2 separate regions of the Mus musculus genome follow, and region 1 is linked to region 2. The links are chromatin loops, found by intact Hi-C in ENCODE. Cell type or tissue: left cerebral cortex. All regions are shown on one strand.

Region 1 (8,000 bases), 340 kb after region 2:
GGTTGAAAATGATTGCGCAGTATTAAGGTGCAAGTTGCATGTAGACAGTTTGTGTCTTTTACCTGCCTTTGTCTAAAAGTATAGATATTAGGGCCCGCTAGTAAATAAATTGCATGTTATAAATTGACAGCAAAGCCTTTCATTCACTCATTTACCCTAACCTCCATAATTGGTGTGAAAATTTCCAAGAATTCTCATAATCAGGGTGCCTGCCAATTTTGAAAATAGGTTAAGCGGGGTTGCAGCCTGTATTTAATAATGAAGCTATTGTTTGGTCAGGTATTAATGTATAATGTCCAGATGTCATTGTCCCTTTACCACTGCAGCCCAGGCCTCTGGGTTCCTCCGCCTGATGTGGAGAAAGAGCCGAGCTGCTTAACTGACAGAAGCATCGAGAAGTGATGGAGTTTGTAGGCACAACCTCCGCAACCCTCACTGCAGCAGCAGGTAAACCTCTCTGAAGACCTAGTGACGCCTAGCAACAGTCCCGGCGACCTGACCCCAGGGCTGCGGCCGCCAGGACCCGCGGGGAGCCGCCGCGTTGCCAGGGCGACGCTTCCGGCCGGCGCGCGCAGCCCCCGGAGCAGGAGAGTTGCGCGATGGGCGGCTAGACGTGCCCGGGCGCGGAGGATTAGCTCTCGGGAGCGCGCTCGCGGCCGCGCGCCTCTGCTTCCCAGGCTCCGTCGCTGACGCGTCGTGGACGTTGGGGAGCGGGAAGGCAGCAGCAGCGAGGCCGGGATGAACAGCGGCGGCGGCTTCGGCTTGGGCTTAGGCTTCGGCCTCTTCCCTACGACGGTGATTCAGGTGACGAACCTCTCGTCGGCGGTGACCAGCGAGCAGATGAGGACGCTCTTTTCCTTCCTAGGAGAAATCGAGGAGCTACGGCTCTACCCCCCAGAGTGAGTGCTGGAGCCCGGCGGGGGGAGGGGCGCGCCGCCATCCAGACCTCGGGCGCCGAGGGAGGCACGGGGCGAGCGCGGGCGTCACGTGACGGCGCGCTTCCCTAGGCGGCCATGTTTGATGAGGGCACCCGGCCGGCCGCGGGGCCTCTCCGCGGTGAGGTTTTGTTAATTGAGCTCCACGCGGGGTTCCTGCAGAGGACTTAGGGGTGCCTTCCTCTCTCGAGCCTCCGGGACTGTGGTTGATGCCCGGCCTTCGAGTTGGGTGCCCCGGGCCTTTGGTTTCCCCCGAACTTAAGATGGCCGCAGGTGGGCCGGCGACAGTCCTCATGGCAAATGCCTATAACGTTTCTTTTTTTTTTTTTTTTTTTTGCACTGGGAGAATCGTGGAGAACGCCAGCAACGCCAACGCCCGGACCTCTAGGTCTTAATGTCAGGCTGCTAGCGCTGCTGAGGGAGCGAGCGGATGACAACATGGAATCGGGGCTGTTTTTGTTCTCCGGGGTGATCTTAGACATTTACCATCGTTTTGGTTTTTCTAACCGAGCCCATATTCACGATCTTAAAGATCACGTCAATCTCTCCTTTTGGCAACAGCCTGAATTTTCCTTCTCCAAGAAGGTCACGCTGGCTCAGACGTTTCAAAAAGTATAAATCGGTGCAGAATTATCACTACTGTGTACATGTGTTTAAAATCCAGCGCTCGCTTCTTAGGCAGTGTACTTGAAGTGGTAAATTTCCCTTATGCAGTATTCACTAATCGGATAACTTGTAATGGTTTTACCGTTCGTAACATTCTCACACTCATAAACTTTAAGAAAATACTAAGGGCCACGGTATTTTGTTCTTTATGCTAAAATTATTTGAAGGAAAAGTTGTCCACGATTTTTTTGGGAAAAGATTTTGGCTTATTTCATAGTCATGCACACAGAACAATATATCTCTCTACTCTCTGTAAGTAGCAGAATGGCTACAAATTGATTTCTTACGGATGTGACTATTTAATGTTATGCATTCAAAAAAGTTGAAATAAAACAGTGACTGCCTATCAGTATTCTTTTCACTTGGTGCAGGTGATTATTAAATTTTCATTTATTCTAGCTGGGCGCGTTGCCAGGCGCCTTAATCCCAGCACTCTAGAAGGCAGAGCCAGGGATCTCTTGAGTTCAAGCCCACCCTGGTGGCCAGTGCTTTCTGGGTGAGAGAAACTGTCTCAAAAAACAAAACAAAAGATAAGAAAAGAGGAAGATATTCAATGTTTTAATAGTGCTCCCCTCCCCCTTTTATCTTGTATGTGTTCGGAGAATACCATGATACTTGGTTATCTCCAGTCTAGAAAAGGCCCCTTCCTCACTTAAGAATCTAATGATGTTGACATTTTGTGATGCAGGTTAGAAGAATGACAGATAGTCTGAGATTCAAGCACAATATGTTTTCGACAAGAATCCTGCATAAGTGCATGAACATAAGGTCTGCTGTAACCATGGCACTAACATTTGTAGTATCTCTTAACATTTAAAGATGCTTTCAGCCATCAGCTTACGTTCTCGGGTTCGTAGGAGGGAGGGCTGTATCAAGCCAGTCAGTAAAATGTTCTGCCCATGAACTCTTGTAAATTAACTTTGGGGCATTAGAGGGTCTGAAGAAATATATTAGAGAATGTTCTTCACTCCCAATGGAATGCCGTTTGAATGAGGGTAACACACTGCCGGGTATTAACTGGCATTTGGGAAGGTGCATCTTAAAGAGCCTCCCTTGTCTTCTTCAGGGATGGTCTTGAATAAACCCAATTTCCTCCCTGCATGAAAAAAAAATTATTATTTGGGGTTTAAGGATCAAAGGGGTTAAAAAGCTCTGTTGTTTAAAATAGTATGTCACAATTATTCCTTTGGCAATAATTGTTGCCAGACAAAAACTCAACTCTTCCCTAGTTTTCCTAAGTTTAGGAGTAGAGCCTCACTCTGATTTTGTAGTGATAAACTTTATTAGCAGGTTTTCCTCTCCGTAGTGCAGTTATGCTAGCTGGTCCTTAAAGATATACTTGTAGTTTGGGGCTGAAGTATATATAAAAATTCAGTCAGTAGTACTTTTGTCAAAGATAATGATAGTTGTTTTAATTATCATATAAACATTGCTTTGTGATTACTTTTTAGAAGTCGAACAGTTGTTTGATTTAAAATTAGAGATACATTTCTTTAGTGAAATGTGAAAATAGGTCCCATCAGGTATCTTCCTTTTTTGCTCTTCACTTTATTTTTTGAGCGTCTTTCTCTGATCTGAAGTGCCAGCAGACCGGCTTAGCACTCACTGGGGATCTACCTGGAGTGCTGGTGTCTCAGCCACATACTATACCCTGCTTTTATGTGAGTGCCAGGATCCTACAGATCAGGGAGGGGGGGGGTTCATTTTAATTTTTAAACATTAAACATTAATGTAAACTGGCCAGTAATATGGGTCCAGGCTGATAACACGAGTTCAGTCCTAGAACCCACTGTGAAAGCAGAATTCAGTTGCTGAAAGTTGTCTTCTGACCTCCCTCTACAGGTACACCTGTGCATACACTTGCACAGATAATATAGAATGTAAAAACGGATGTATGTAGGCATTCATTTAACATAGTAAGAATTACTTGACATTTTTTCCTGTTGCCAGATAATTATATATCCAGAATTACTTTTTGCACAATAATTGAATTTCATAGTTCCTGAATACCTATTTATACAAATTGCTTTTTTCAGTAAACTTATCATTGTAATGTAATTTTTATACAGAAAAATGAACCTGGTGTGGCGATGAATGAATTCTTAGAGCTTTACACATGGTAGTGTAGCAAGCAGCACAGCTGGGGAGCATCTGCACACTCCATGCTCCCCTGTGCCTGCCTGCAGCTGACTAACCTCCCCAAGGGGAATTCTACTTTGATTTCTAACACCAGGGAGATTTTCACCTGTGCAGTTTTTCTTGCTTGCCCTGGGTTCTACTTTTCTGGTTTTTGAAGTTCCAAGAACCAAAGTAAAAGTCTGTTTACTTAAGTAACTTAGTTACTTAAAGTAACTTAGTTAACTTTAAGAAATTACATATGCTGTGTCTGTTATATTTTGTTGCCATGGCAAACACCTAAGCTCATCAGACAGGGAGTTCTTTGGCTCATGATTTTAAAGGCTTCATAATGTGTTAGCTGGTTCTGATTGTTAGCCTATGGCCAAGCAGAAATAAGGTGGTTAGGAAATAGACCCCAGGAAGGAGCCAGGAACAAGATAAAATCTCCACCAAGGTACACACTGGTGCTGTAGCCTGCCCCACCCCCTACCAGTGCATTCAGCTGGATAACCTCAGAAACAACAGTAGCCAAGGAACAAGCTTTCAACTTACCAGAGCCTTCTTGGGCTACTTAACTATGGCAGCCATTCTTTATAGAATGGAGAACAAGAAAGTCTGTGATCTTAACATCACTCCACCAAACTCCTTTCATTAGCATGTTTTTTCTTCTGGTCCTCTATATGTGCCTATTATAATACAGTATAATCAAAGGAGTCATACACTGTGATTATAAACTTTTTTAACTTAATCTGTAATAAGCACTTTTCATATTGCTGTGCTTTAAAGTAATATTTAGACATGTGCTGTGTTGAGTGTTTTTGAAATTCTGACATATGTTGGTTATCTTTAAAAGTTTTAATTACAAATAAATGTGTTTAAGCAAGATGCATTTGGAAATGTTGATCATCAGCAGTGATTGGTAGGTCTGCAGGCTATGTCAGTGCTTCCTAAGAAAGACTTGGAGATTTGTGCCATCCAAAGTACTTTTGGAGGCCTTAGGTAAATGCTGTGGTAGTCAATAATTGCATACATAAAACTATTTGTCCATGTTTTGTACTATGATCTTCTGAAGCAGGTAATCTCAGCTGGGGGCCACAACCTCTTTGGAGATCAAGTGACCCTTTCACAGAGCTCACCATTGGAAAACACAGATATTTACATTAAGATTCAAACAGCAAAATTACAGTTGCCAAGAAGCAACAAAATAACTTTATGGTTGAGAGTCACCACAACATGAGGGACTATGTCAAAGGTTGCTCAGTAGTTAGAGTATGCGCACTACTGTTAGGTTCCCAGCACCCACTTTGGGCAACTCCTCATAACTCCAGTTCCAGGGGACCTGATACCTTCTGGACTTATTGGTCACTAGCATTCACATGTATATATCTACACTTAAAAATAAAGTCTTTTTAAAAACGTGACTTTGAAATTACTAGTTAAACAGTTACTCAGTGACTTAATGAGAAATAGCATAGATAATGAGTTAGACTAGAGTGTCTACTATTTTGCAAAATAAATTACATAATATTTTGTTTGTAAAACCTTTTTGTTTTTGCTAGCCTGAAGCCATGCAAAAACCCCTTGTTTGGTTCCATATTATCTAATTATATGATTAATATGATGTTTTCATTATTTTTTTTTTGTTGTTTTTTTTGTTGTTGTTGTTTTTAGCTTGGTGGCATTGAACCCAGGGCCTCCCATGCTACACTAGTTATGGGTTTACCACAGCTTTAGTAATATAAATGTTGGCGATCAGTTAGGGGCGAGAGAGGCTACAATTTGAAGTCTTGAGGATGGCGACTTCTGTTAAGGGATTTTGACTGATAACATGTTATCAAGGGTTGACTGATTTGTTGGCACCCCTAGAGTGACCTCTGTTTTTGTCAGACTAGTCAGTGTTAAAATTTCATGTGTTAGTCATATTTAGCAACAAAAATTATCTGTCTGATGAAAGAAAGAAATTTCAAATGAAAATTATAAAACCATGCAAATGTTTATTAATCCATTTGTTTTCTTTTTATCTTGCAGCAATACACCTCTTGCTTTTTCCTCCAAAGTATGTTATATTAAGTTTCGTGACCCATCAAGTGTTGGTGTGGCCCAGCATCTAACTAACACGGTTTTTATTGACAGAGCTCTGATAGTAGTTCCTTGTGCAGAAGGTTGGTATCTTATGGTTTTTTTTTTCTTATTGTTTTAATATCTGTCCTGTCTGTTACTATAGCCTTTAGCTTTCCTGGAAATTGGCCAGTACTCTATGTGTGAGTCTGTCTGTGCACACTCATATTGGTGTGTGTGAAAACGAGAATGAAATTTAAAGAAAAAAACACCTGTGGAAAATTGTACTGAAGTGCTTAGTTTATTATTTTTGGATATTTGAGATTTTGCAACTGAACATTTAGAAAATTTATCAAATATTTGCCTACTATAGTTTGCTTTGGCTTTTCTGTAGCCAGTTCACAGATTGTAAAAAAGAGCTTTTTAGAATTTAAAAGCTTAAGTTGGTATGAAAAAATATTTTAACTGTATATGTAAGCATATACTCATGAGGACAGAGTTAAGAATTTTCCAAGTAAAGTATAATATGTATACTCAGTCAAATTGGGGTTGTGATATTTTATATTCATTTGAAAAATACTCAGTTTGTTCTTTCAAATATCCTCTTAAGGTAGTTTCTCTCAATTGTTACGAGACTATTATTTCATATTCAGTGTTATTTTTGTTATACACCTAAAACTTTTTTCTTCGATTGGCTTACTGGATAGGGTAACTGGAAAGCAGTTTTTAAAGCCTCCATCGGAGAGTGAGATCAGAGATGGGAGCAAAGCCCAAAGTCTTCTGGTTACTTGTTAAATTTTACGTCTTGCCTTGCTGTAAGAGCTAATTATTATTAAAAATTTTATGTTTTTCCAGAAACATTCATATATAATTGGCTGTTGATTTTGACAATTTTAATGTACAGTTAACTTAGAGTACTGACTGGCTTATACATACATTTTAATTTTTTTTTTTTTTTTTTTTGCTAGATGATAGTAACTATTTTGTAGCATAAAAGTATGGTAGAAAAAATTTAATGGACTTTTTATATGTGATTTTTAAAACTTGTTGTAGTTACTAGGTTTACATTAAAATCATGAGCTCATCTGGATTTTGCTGTACTTTGGGAGTTTTATGCTTGTTTCAGAATGCCTGTTTTGGAATATTAGGAGCATTATAAAATAAAGCTCCTCCCAGAATGTTAATTTTGAAATCCCAGAACAGGAAGTTCTGGTTTCTTTTTTCTCCCCCAGATGAATTGGACAGCATATTTCTTGTGTTTGCGGGGTAGAGTAGACAGGGAAGACAAACGTGCTGAAAAGGAAACGATTTGCCAATAGATTCTGGTCTTAAGAGCACCGTGAGCCCCGAGTTGGGGAGTAAGGTGAGAGAGGAAGAAGTTTTAATTCTACAGAGTTCCATGCTATGAAAGTGCCCAGGAAAAACCCTAAACTGGAAATAGCAGAAAAGTGTATAGTGTAGGCTTCTGTCCTTACTGACTTGGAAGGAAAAATGTTAAGTTATTGTTGGAACCTTGCTGTAATCCCATGCAGTCAGAGAGATGATGTATAAGAAACTTGCACGGTTATGGGATATGGGGGGCTTTAGTGTAGTTTGTTTTACTTGGCTGATTAAAACAGTCAGCTATAACTTTAAGCATTTTTAATGCTACTATTTTTCAAGAAAACTTTACTATTTTTTGGACATGCAAATCTAAAAATTTACTGCATTTTTTAATCTGTACCTTAATAAAGTATCTTAAGGTACCTTAATAAGATACAATTTTTAAACTTTTTTTTCAGATATAGCTGATGACTTTTAGAGCTGCTAAGTCTGATTATGCATCCAGCAAAGTAATGCATTGTTACATTAAACAAGCAGAAAAGAGCAGAGTGAGAGAAGCAGACGAAGGCAGTCTGCAGTGCAGGACGCTCTGAGAGCTGCACGGGGCTGTGGATGCTGCCCTGGACAGTTGACTGTGACAGTTGACTGTGCTTGCTTCAGCACCACAGAAGCAGCACTGGTGTAAACAGGAAAGGCCACAGAAAACATTTTACCAAAGTTTTTAATTTCTTTTAGTTTGCTATTTTTTAGTTCAGACAGTAATGTGAGAAAAGAGTGGAAAAGTGGTATTGATACCCATTAAACAGGGACTACTGTTAATAAAGTGTGCCGTTTTGAATAAAATATACCTTCATTATACTTGTCTAAATATGACCTTCTTGTTGTTACGTGCATTTCAGA
Region 2 (8,000 bases):
ACGAGAGTGACTGACAGGATGCTGAAACCACAACAAACAGAGAGGACGTCAGAGAGGACAACAATCAGGACTCTGGGGACAAACAGCAAAGCTGGTAGAACGGGGCTCCGCACAGTGGGAAAGCTGCTGCTCCAACAACCCATCCTTCCCTAAGGCTTTTTTAAATGTCTAGAAGGTGGGCAGACAACTCCACATGATTTCATGTTCAATTAAATTAGACTCACAGAGTCAAAAATAGGGGTCAGTCACAAACAATTGGCACCATTTCTGACTTCATATATAACAAACAGCTGAAGGCACATATTTTTGGCTGAATGCCACTCTAAAAATAGGACATAACATCTTGGTTTTTAAAATACTCTCGATTTTCTTTCTTCTTCATAAAAAAAACATCATACTGCCTTAGACGAGAAGAGAAATATCTTTTTTTAATTATGTGATTGCCTTCCTCTGTTGCTACAGAGCAACTGCAATCAAGACTTTCCTTTGATAGCCAAACTACCTTTATCTTTCCCGAGGTCTGATGATCAGAGAGGACAAAGACCTTAATATTAAATGGGCGAATTTGCAATGTCCTCCCACTGTGCCTCACCCCCTCCTCTCATTGTCGCCTGGAAAGACATCATCTCACCAGAGGAACAAATACCCAACTTTGATGTACATCTAACTTAAAGCATGTCGACAAAGGAAGTATACAGAATTAATAGATGATCCCCTCTATAGGAGAGGCAGCTCGGAGAAGGGAATTCCAACCTGCCTGCTATTTATTAAGCTCTCCCCAGTGTGCTCCCATTGTGATAATTAAGTCTGCAGACCACAAGGAAGCTAGGCTCACTGAACTTTCACCAGCCTGTCTATATCGTTTTGCCTTCTTATGGCTATACCGAGTTAAAATTTTATAATGCATAAACATGAAGTGATGGCGTCAAGGAAATGCCATGGTGCTCCTCCAGTCCTGCTTAGCTTTACTGAATCCAAGATTTAAAGCTCACGGAAAACAAGGGCGAAATTCTCTCATCCTCCAAAGCACCGTTTGCTAGAGTTCGGTAACAGTACTAATTAATTACTGAGTTGTTTTGTTTTTAACACGGTGCTATTGCCATGACTAAGGTATTTTCGTATGTTCAGAATGAGATTCTTTGCTATTAGGAAAATAGGGGGAAATCTTTGAAGTATAGATTTGAATGTAAACATCAGCTTTGTTACATGGTAGCCGTTCTGCTGCTTAAACAATCTAATTTCCTAGTCTGTTCATTGGGGATAATGTTCCCATGATGAAAAACTTCCCTAAAATATGAATGACATACTTCTGACAGTAATTTTTCAGTAGACAAATAGTCCTATTTCCTATTAGTTAAAACAAACCTCAAAAAATGGAAATAACATATCTAGTTAAGCCTCTCAACAAAATATTCTGATTTTGTTATTAAAAACCATAAGCTTTGGATTGTAGCTATTTTAGTATTTCTTTACAAAATTAGGACACAAACAATAGGTGCCTACCTTCCAAACTTTCTTGTTCATCAGAAGTATATGCATCCATCTGACTTTGTTCCCGCAAGAAACGAATAACTGCATAAACTAGGGGCTTCACAGATGACATTTTAGACGCTTAAATATCTCCTTGATTAAAAAAGAAGAAGAAAATAACAAGGGTCATCCACCAAGTTCAAAGCAATAAAAGCAAAAATATTCATTACCTTGATTACTTTTCTCTCTTTAAAGGGTCCAGAAAGCACAAGTGGTTATAGTCATGTATTCCACATGCTCATTCAGACCCAGCACTATTCAACTATGTTAAAGCTTGCATCAGTAAAAAAATAAAAATAACAAAGACAGATTTTCAAAACATGTGTAGCAACGCCTAGAGCTCACCGTGTCTTAACAGCATATATGATACAGATACAAGAAAGTATAGGAGTGCAGACATATGGAGAATCACCCTTGAAAGGCCTCGCTTCTAAGTTGAGGGAGATCTCGTACTGCTGACTCAGAATGTGAGCCATAGTGAGAGCATCTTCCTTTATTCCAAGAGATTTTTTTTAATGTATTAATCATTTATACTCTACTACTTTTGTAGGTTAAGAGTCACTTGCTGACGACAAGGCTCTGTGGAAAGGTTATTCAACCATTGAGTGTTATTGTTAAAACCCGGCGTTTCTATTTAATCAGTACACTGGTCAGAAATCACCGTCTAACCCGATAGATAGTACAAACCGATCTGCCCCTGCCTGCAGTAGCTGTGCTCTCGTGGACAAGCTGGAAGCTCCTGGCCGCGTTCATTCACATGGAATACTATGCATCCAAACAGTGGCGCAGGGCCAGGTGGCATTAATGGCTTATTTCCACTAAATCGTATCAGCAATCTGCTCCCCGGGATCCCTAATTCACAGCCAGGGTGTGGTACCCGCTTCTAGGATGTTTATTAGCTTTGTACTTCTTTTAAAGGCGAATCTACTCCCTAGGCCAGAGAGGTTATTTCACTCTCTGACTAAGGACCCGGGGCAGAAGAGGGAAACAGAATGGGGGTGGGGAGAGCTGTCCAACCTCCTCCAAGCTTCCCCTCCTACATCTCCAATCACATCCACCTCCCACCCCCATGGTTCCCTCCCCGTTGTACCCCGGCTTTGCCTCAGCCCAGACAGTGTTTGCAGGGGGTGCGCGGTGCAGGCCTCCATCTGGGGCTGCGGGAGACGCACCCTTTCCAGAGAGAAGCCCCTTACCACGAGAGGACACGAGATGACGGCTGCGGGCCCGGGGGCGTCGGGAAGCGGGTCCGCCTGTCCCCGCGGTCCTCGGGGCTTGAGCGGTGTTCTGGATCGCAGAGGGGGCCACGGCTCCCAAACTTCCCCCGCTCCAATGCTGCCGCCGCCGCCGCCCCCTCAGCCCACCCGGCTGCTCGCAAGGCTCTCGGACGACAGTGCTTGCTGGATCCGCCCCAGGGGCGGAGCAGGGCACGGAGGGGTGGGGTGGAGGCGGGGCAGAGAGAGGGGCGGGGCGATGGACTCGGGGCGGGGACGGAGCCGGATGCGGGGCGGGGCTAGGGGCGGGGCCACGGCGTAGGCGTGGGCCTGCAGCACGTGGGAGGGCGCTGGCTAGCGGCCTCAGTCTCGAGATCTGGTCTGCTCCGCTCTGCCCGCTCTCGGCTTCCGGGCTCGCAGACTCCACCGCCCGCCTCCTGCACCTACCAAGCCGGAGGACCACGCGCCAGCTGCTGCCGGCCTCCCGGCCTGCCCATGATCACCCTGTGCCTTTCGGCTCTGCGAGGCCTCCACAGGTACTCTAGTGGGCGGGTTAACCTTGACCGTGGGCAAGGGTGGGGTCGTCTGTCGACGACAGCCGTGGGGCCTGGTGCAGCCCTACTACACCCACCCAGGATGCCTCTGGGACTGTTCTTTCCCTCTGCCTGCTTGATGGACTCTGTAGGGACACCTGGTGCAGCAACCTGGGGCCACCTTTCCCTTGCCGCTTCCCCCAGGAGGCCGTCCTTTCCCCTTTGTTTGGGATTGCTTCAGCCGCAGTCTGTGAGAATTGTTGGGTTCACAGACCCAACCCAAAATAAATACGGAAGGATAGACCGACGCGCCCTTCAGACCTGCGGACCTGATACAGAGAGTGCCGCAGCTGTGGACTCCAGAAAGCAAGCATTTTCGTACGCACCTCATGCACTTGTTAGCGGTCCAGGCGTTTAATATACACCCGAGACCGCTTTGGTTTTCATACTTATTTCCGTCCTTGCTTTCTAACTTCATTTTTATATCCCTCCTTCCTTAAAACATTCGATCTCTTAACCTGGCAAATTGACTTGGTCCAGAATTGTTGCTTGGACACGGTTTGAATTGCTTCCTAGCGCTCTAACCACACCCCTCTGCAACAGACCAGTAGCAAAATGGTGAGAGAATTAAATTCTTTGCACGGATATGCCGGGTTTTCGGGAACAAAGCCGCCACCACCTCCCATTGCCAAATCTGCCTTACACTGAAATTTCATGTGAAAGTTCAACGGGGAAAAAAGAACTTTGTGGGGTTTGTAGATGTGCACACAACTATTTCAACCATCAGCATTTCTGCTTTTCGTCATTTTCTATTGTGCTTTGCCACTCATCTGCGTGGATCACTGTGTTCCTTAGCCCTTGTGCACCCAGGGGACAATAGTGATTCTTCAGAGTTCACCTGATGACTGTGACCATTATTTGAGCAAGGTTTGTTGTTTTCTGGTCTCCAGGCTGGAAGTGGTAAAGCTGTCAAATGAAGTTCTTTTTTCCATTTAATGGAAAGCAAGAAGAGAGAATAAATTTCCATTATAACGCTGCTAGCTCTCTTTTCTAACTTTTTAATATTAAGACCCCTTTACCTTTAAAAATTGCTGAAAACCTAGGAACATTAATTTTGTTGTTGTCGATTATATCTACCGATAGTTAACCATATACAATTAAAACTGGGACATTCGGGCTGGAGAGATGGCTCAGTGGGTAAGAGCACCCGACTGCTCTTCCGAAGGTCCAGAGTTCAAATCCCAGCAACCACATGGTGGCTCACAACCATCCTTAACGAGATCTGACTCCCTCTTCTGGAGTGTCTGAGGACAGCTACAGTGTACTTACATATAATAATAAATAAATAAATCTTTAAAAAAAAAACTGGGACATTCATAAAGATTAATGTTTATCAAGTAGTAATAAATATATGCGTATTTTTCCATTTATCTTGTCAGTGGATGCTGGAGTGACTTAATACAAAATGGCTTGATTACTACACATACCTGTACATTTAAGCTGTTTCTCCATTTTATTTTGATTTAAGAAGGAAAACCTTACTTCACATTCATATATAGGTAGAAAGAGAAGAATTTTTTTAAGCTTTATTTATTTTATTTATATGAGTATACTGTAGCTGTCTTCAGACACACCAGAAGAGGGCATCAGATCCCGCTACAGATGGTTGTGAACCATCATGTGGTTGCTGGGAATTGAACTCAGGACCTCTGGAAGAGCAGTGAGTGCTCTTAACCACTGAGCCATCTCTCCAGCCCAAGAGAAGAATATTTTAATAGCTTTCTAAAGTAACCATGGTCAGTGCTTGGTTTTTTAAGGGTGAGCTGCAGAGTAGAGTTCGGGGCGTGTACCACTGACTCTACTTATGCTGCTATGCTAAGTTCACTTGGTGTATCTTTAAATTGGGAGGGTACTCTGCATAATTTTGAAACTCCAGTCACAGTTCATTTGGGAATAAGTGGCTGTGCTATGGAGTTTTTCTGATGTTGACCTATTTTATTACATACTGTCTAATGTTACATTCCTCAGGGTTACCATCCATTTTTATTAGAAGTCTTCAAGTGCTCACTGTAGTAGATCCTATTCTCCAACATTCTAGTTTTCATTGGAAGCCTGGAATTTTATTAGTGACTACATCCTTGTATTTTTCCTTGAAGTGACAGTCTCACTTGATTACTTCAATGGGGATAGCTTTGCTTGTTTGCTTGCTTGTTATTTTGTTTGTTTTGTTTTGTTTTTGAGACAGGGTCTTGCTCTATAAAGCCCAGGCTGGCCTTGAATTCACAGTCCTCATGTCTTAGCCTCCCAGTTGCTGCGATAACAAGTATGATCCACCTCACACACCTACTGGCATTCTAAACCCACAATTCTTGTTGTGCTGGAATTGAACCCATAGACTATAACTGGATGGACAAACAGAATAATTCTGATTTGTTTGTCATTAAAAATAGTATTATAATCAAGTATAGCAACACACTCCTGTAATCTCAGCGTTGAAGACATGGACAATAGGATCAAGAGTTGAAGGCCAGCTCAGCGTATGTGGTAAGACCCAGTATCAAACAAATTTGTTAATTTCTTAAAAAAAAAAAGGTATTCAATGAAAAGAAAGGGAGGAGAAAAGGTGTTTTTTGGCTCACAGTTCATTCACTTTGACAGATGCTGTGATTTGTGCAGTCAGTTCCACTGGAACACCATTGTTCAGAGGTGTATGTGTCTGGCCGTACGTCCACAGTGAAGAGTTGAGGCTTAATAAACAGTAGTTAGTGCAAGAGTATCCTAAAATACAACTGAGATTCTTTTTAGCAGGAGTGTGAGGCCTTGAATTTGTCTACCAATGTTAGTAATAGTTTTAAGTGCAAAGATGGCAACAGTTTTATACACCATTGGTTTCATTATCGCCACAAAGATCTATGAAGCAAAAATCGTATTATAAGCTTCAGTATTCTGGAACATTCTGCACCTCATGTTTTCCCTGACCTGGTCTCAGGGTCCACTCTACAAACCTGTGGCCTTATTGTTTGCCTTCCAAGTGTGGAAAACTGCTTATATACTCAGCATTGACTGACTCTTCATTCATGCATGCAAAGAAATAAATATATAAAAAGCCTCAAAATTGTTATCTTCTTAGAAGTTAGTAATATGCCAGGTATGGTGGTATGTGCCTGCTATCTCAGCATGTGATAGCTTGAGGGAGGAAGATTATGAGTTCCAGGCTATCCTGGGTCTCAGAGTAAAACCCGCCTCGAAGAAACGGGGGGGGGGGGGGGCGGCGCGTAGAAAGGAGTGGTTAGTATTAGTAATCTACTGTAAGTATATTAACTCGTATGTCACTTGAAGACGTAGATAATAGTCACTGTGGTGGTTTGAATGGGACTGGCCCCCATAGGCTCGTATTTGAATACTATTTGAGAAGGATTAGGAAGGGCTGCCTTGTTGGAATAGGTGTGGTCTGGTAGAAGGAAATGTATTGCTGGGGGTTGGCTTTGAGGTTTCAGAAGTCCATGCCAGTCAGCCTCTCTTCTACCCTCCCCCTCTCTCTGGATCAGGTTAGATCTCAACACTACACCTGGCTACCACCACGATGATAATGGACTAAGCCTCTGAAACTGTAAGAAAGCCCCCAATTAAAGTTGTCTTGGTCTTGGTGTCTCTTCACAGCAATCCAGCAGTGACTAGGACAGTCATCATATACAGAAGTAGTCCTTAACTTTGAGCTTAAATGACTAATATAGAATCTGTTGTTTCAAATGCTACCCTCCCCAAAAAGTTGATAGTAAGTAACATGTGAGGCTTCTGTTGTCTTTTTCCTGTTTACTCTGGTATTTGGGCATATCTGGGCCAGGTCTTTTTGTTTGTTTGTTTTACAGAGGTAGGGTATATGTTTTCTTTCCTATTGGCAGAGCAGCTGTATGTTGTTCCCAGACAGCTTCGCAGGTAGGGTGGTTGATGAGAGCATCAGTTGTATTTCTTATGAATAAACAGACCAGGAACCTGGAGATTAGATTATAGATTGTAGTTGCTGTCAGGCTAGCTCTTAACACTGTGCTATGTCCACTTTGATACATGACCTGTCCTTCCTTCGTGTGTGTGTGTGTGTGTGTGTGTGTGTGTGTGTGACAGAGAGAGAAAGAGACAGACAGACAGATAGGATCTCAATATATAATCTGGCCTTGAATTATCTCTGTAGCCTAGGATGACCTGAAACTTAACATTTAGCACCCTCCTGTTTGCATCCTACTGTTTCTTTCTCTACTGTAGTGCTAGGATTACTTTTACGCACTACCAAGCTTAAATGTTCTTAGTAAGTCTTTCTCAAACCTTTAATTTCTTAGTGTAAGCTCTTAGAAATAGAATTTTGTAAATCAAAGGTCACACATAACTTTCAGGACTTTGGTCCTTAGCACAGCCTTTCCTAAAAGAAGCATTTACAGGCTGGGGAGTTGGCTTAGAAAGTAAAGTGCTTGTCATGCACGAGAAGCCGAGCTTGATCCATTGCTGCTAAGGACCAGTCTTGGCTTGGAGAGGGGTTCTGAGGAAAGGGTATATGGGAGCAGTAGAAGAAAGGACTCAAAGTTAACGAGGTGGGGTATAAGTTGACAGTCTTGTGTTCTGCTCAAGACAGCTCTCCCGAGATCTCCATATAGATCAGTTCTTGCACACCAAATCCCAGACTTTTACTTGCGTATCAATTCAATTGTACCCCAACCAAGTTCCCTTTTAACTA

The links. A loop is a pair of places that touch in the nucleus more often than their neighbours do. Peaks named below come from ENCODE experiments on the same cell type or tissue, not always from the same donor. Only the 100,000 strongest peaks of a DNase experiment are listed, where the experiment ranks them.
Region 1: it touches region 2 in a loop (2.4-fold over the local background); 3 of 42 quality-filtered maps call a loop at or near these places.

What each region holds. Positions count from the first base shown.
Region 1 is chr13:103,767,198-103,775,197 of GRCm38, reverse strand. Srek1 (splicing regulatory glutamine/lysine-rich protein 1) reads left to right here and starts at 590. Exons shown (of 12, transcript NM_001361085.1): 1 at 590-899; 2 at 5,748-5,881. The coding sequence starts at 739. Gm52054 (a long non-coding RNA gene) reads right to left here and starts at 581. Exons shown (of 4, transcript XR_003950659.1): 1 at 162-581. In left cerebral cortex, CTCF peaks have their summits at 2,061 and 3,440 (motif pointing left); DNase peaks (open chromatin) are centred at 646 and 945; H3K4me3 peaks cover 2,920 bases; H3K27ac peaks cover 1,732 bases.
Region 2 is chr13:104,104,693-104,112,692 of GRCm38, reverse strand. Nln (neurolysin (metallopeptidase M3 family)) reads left to right here and starts at 3,079. Exons shown (of 13, transcript NM_029447.2): 1 at 3,079-3,277. The coding sequence starts at 3,237. It overlaps Sgtb (small glutamine-rich tetratricopeptide repeat (TPR)-containing, beta), which reads right to left and starts at 2,952. Exons shown (of 11, transcript NM_144838.2): 1 at 2,724-2,952; 2 at 1,504-1,623. The coding sequence starts at 1,603. In left cerebral cortex, no CTCF peak of the experiment used is centred here; DNase peaks (open chromatin) are centred at 2,600, 2,961, 3,103, 3,750 and 4 more places; H3K4me3 peaks cover 4,278 bases; H3K27ac peaks cover 3,381 bases.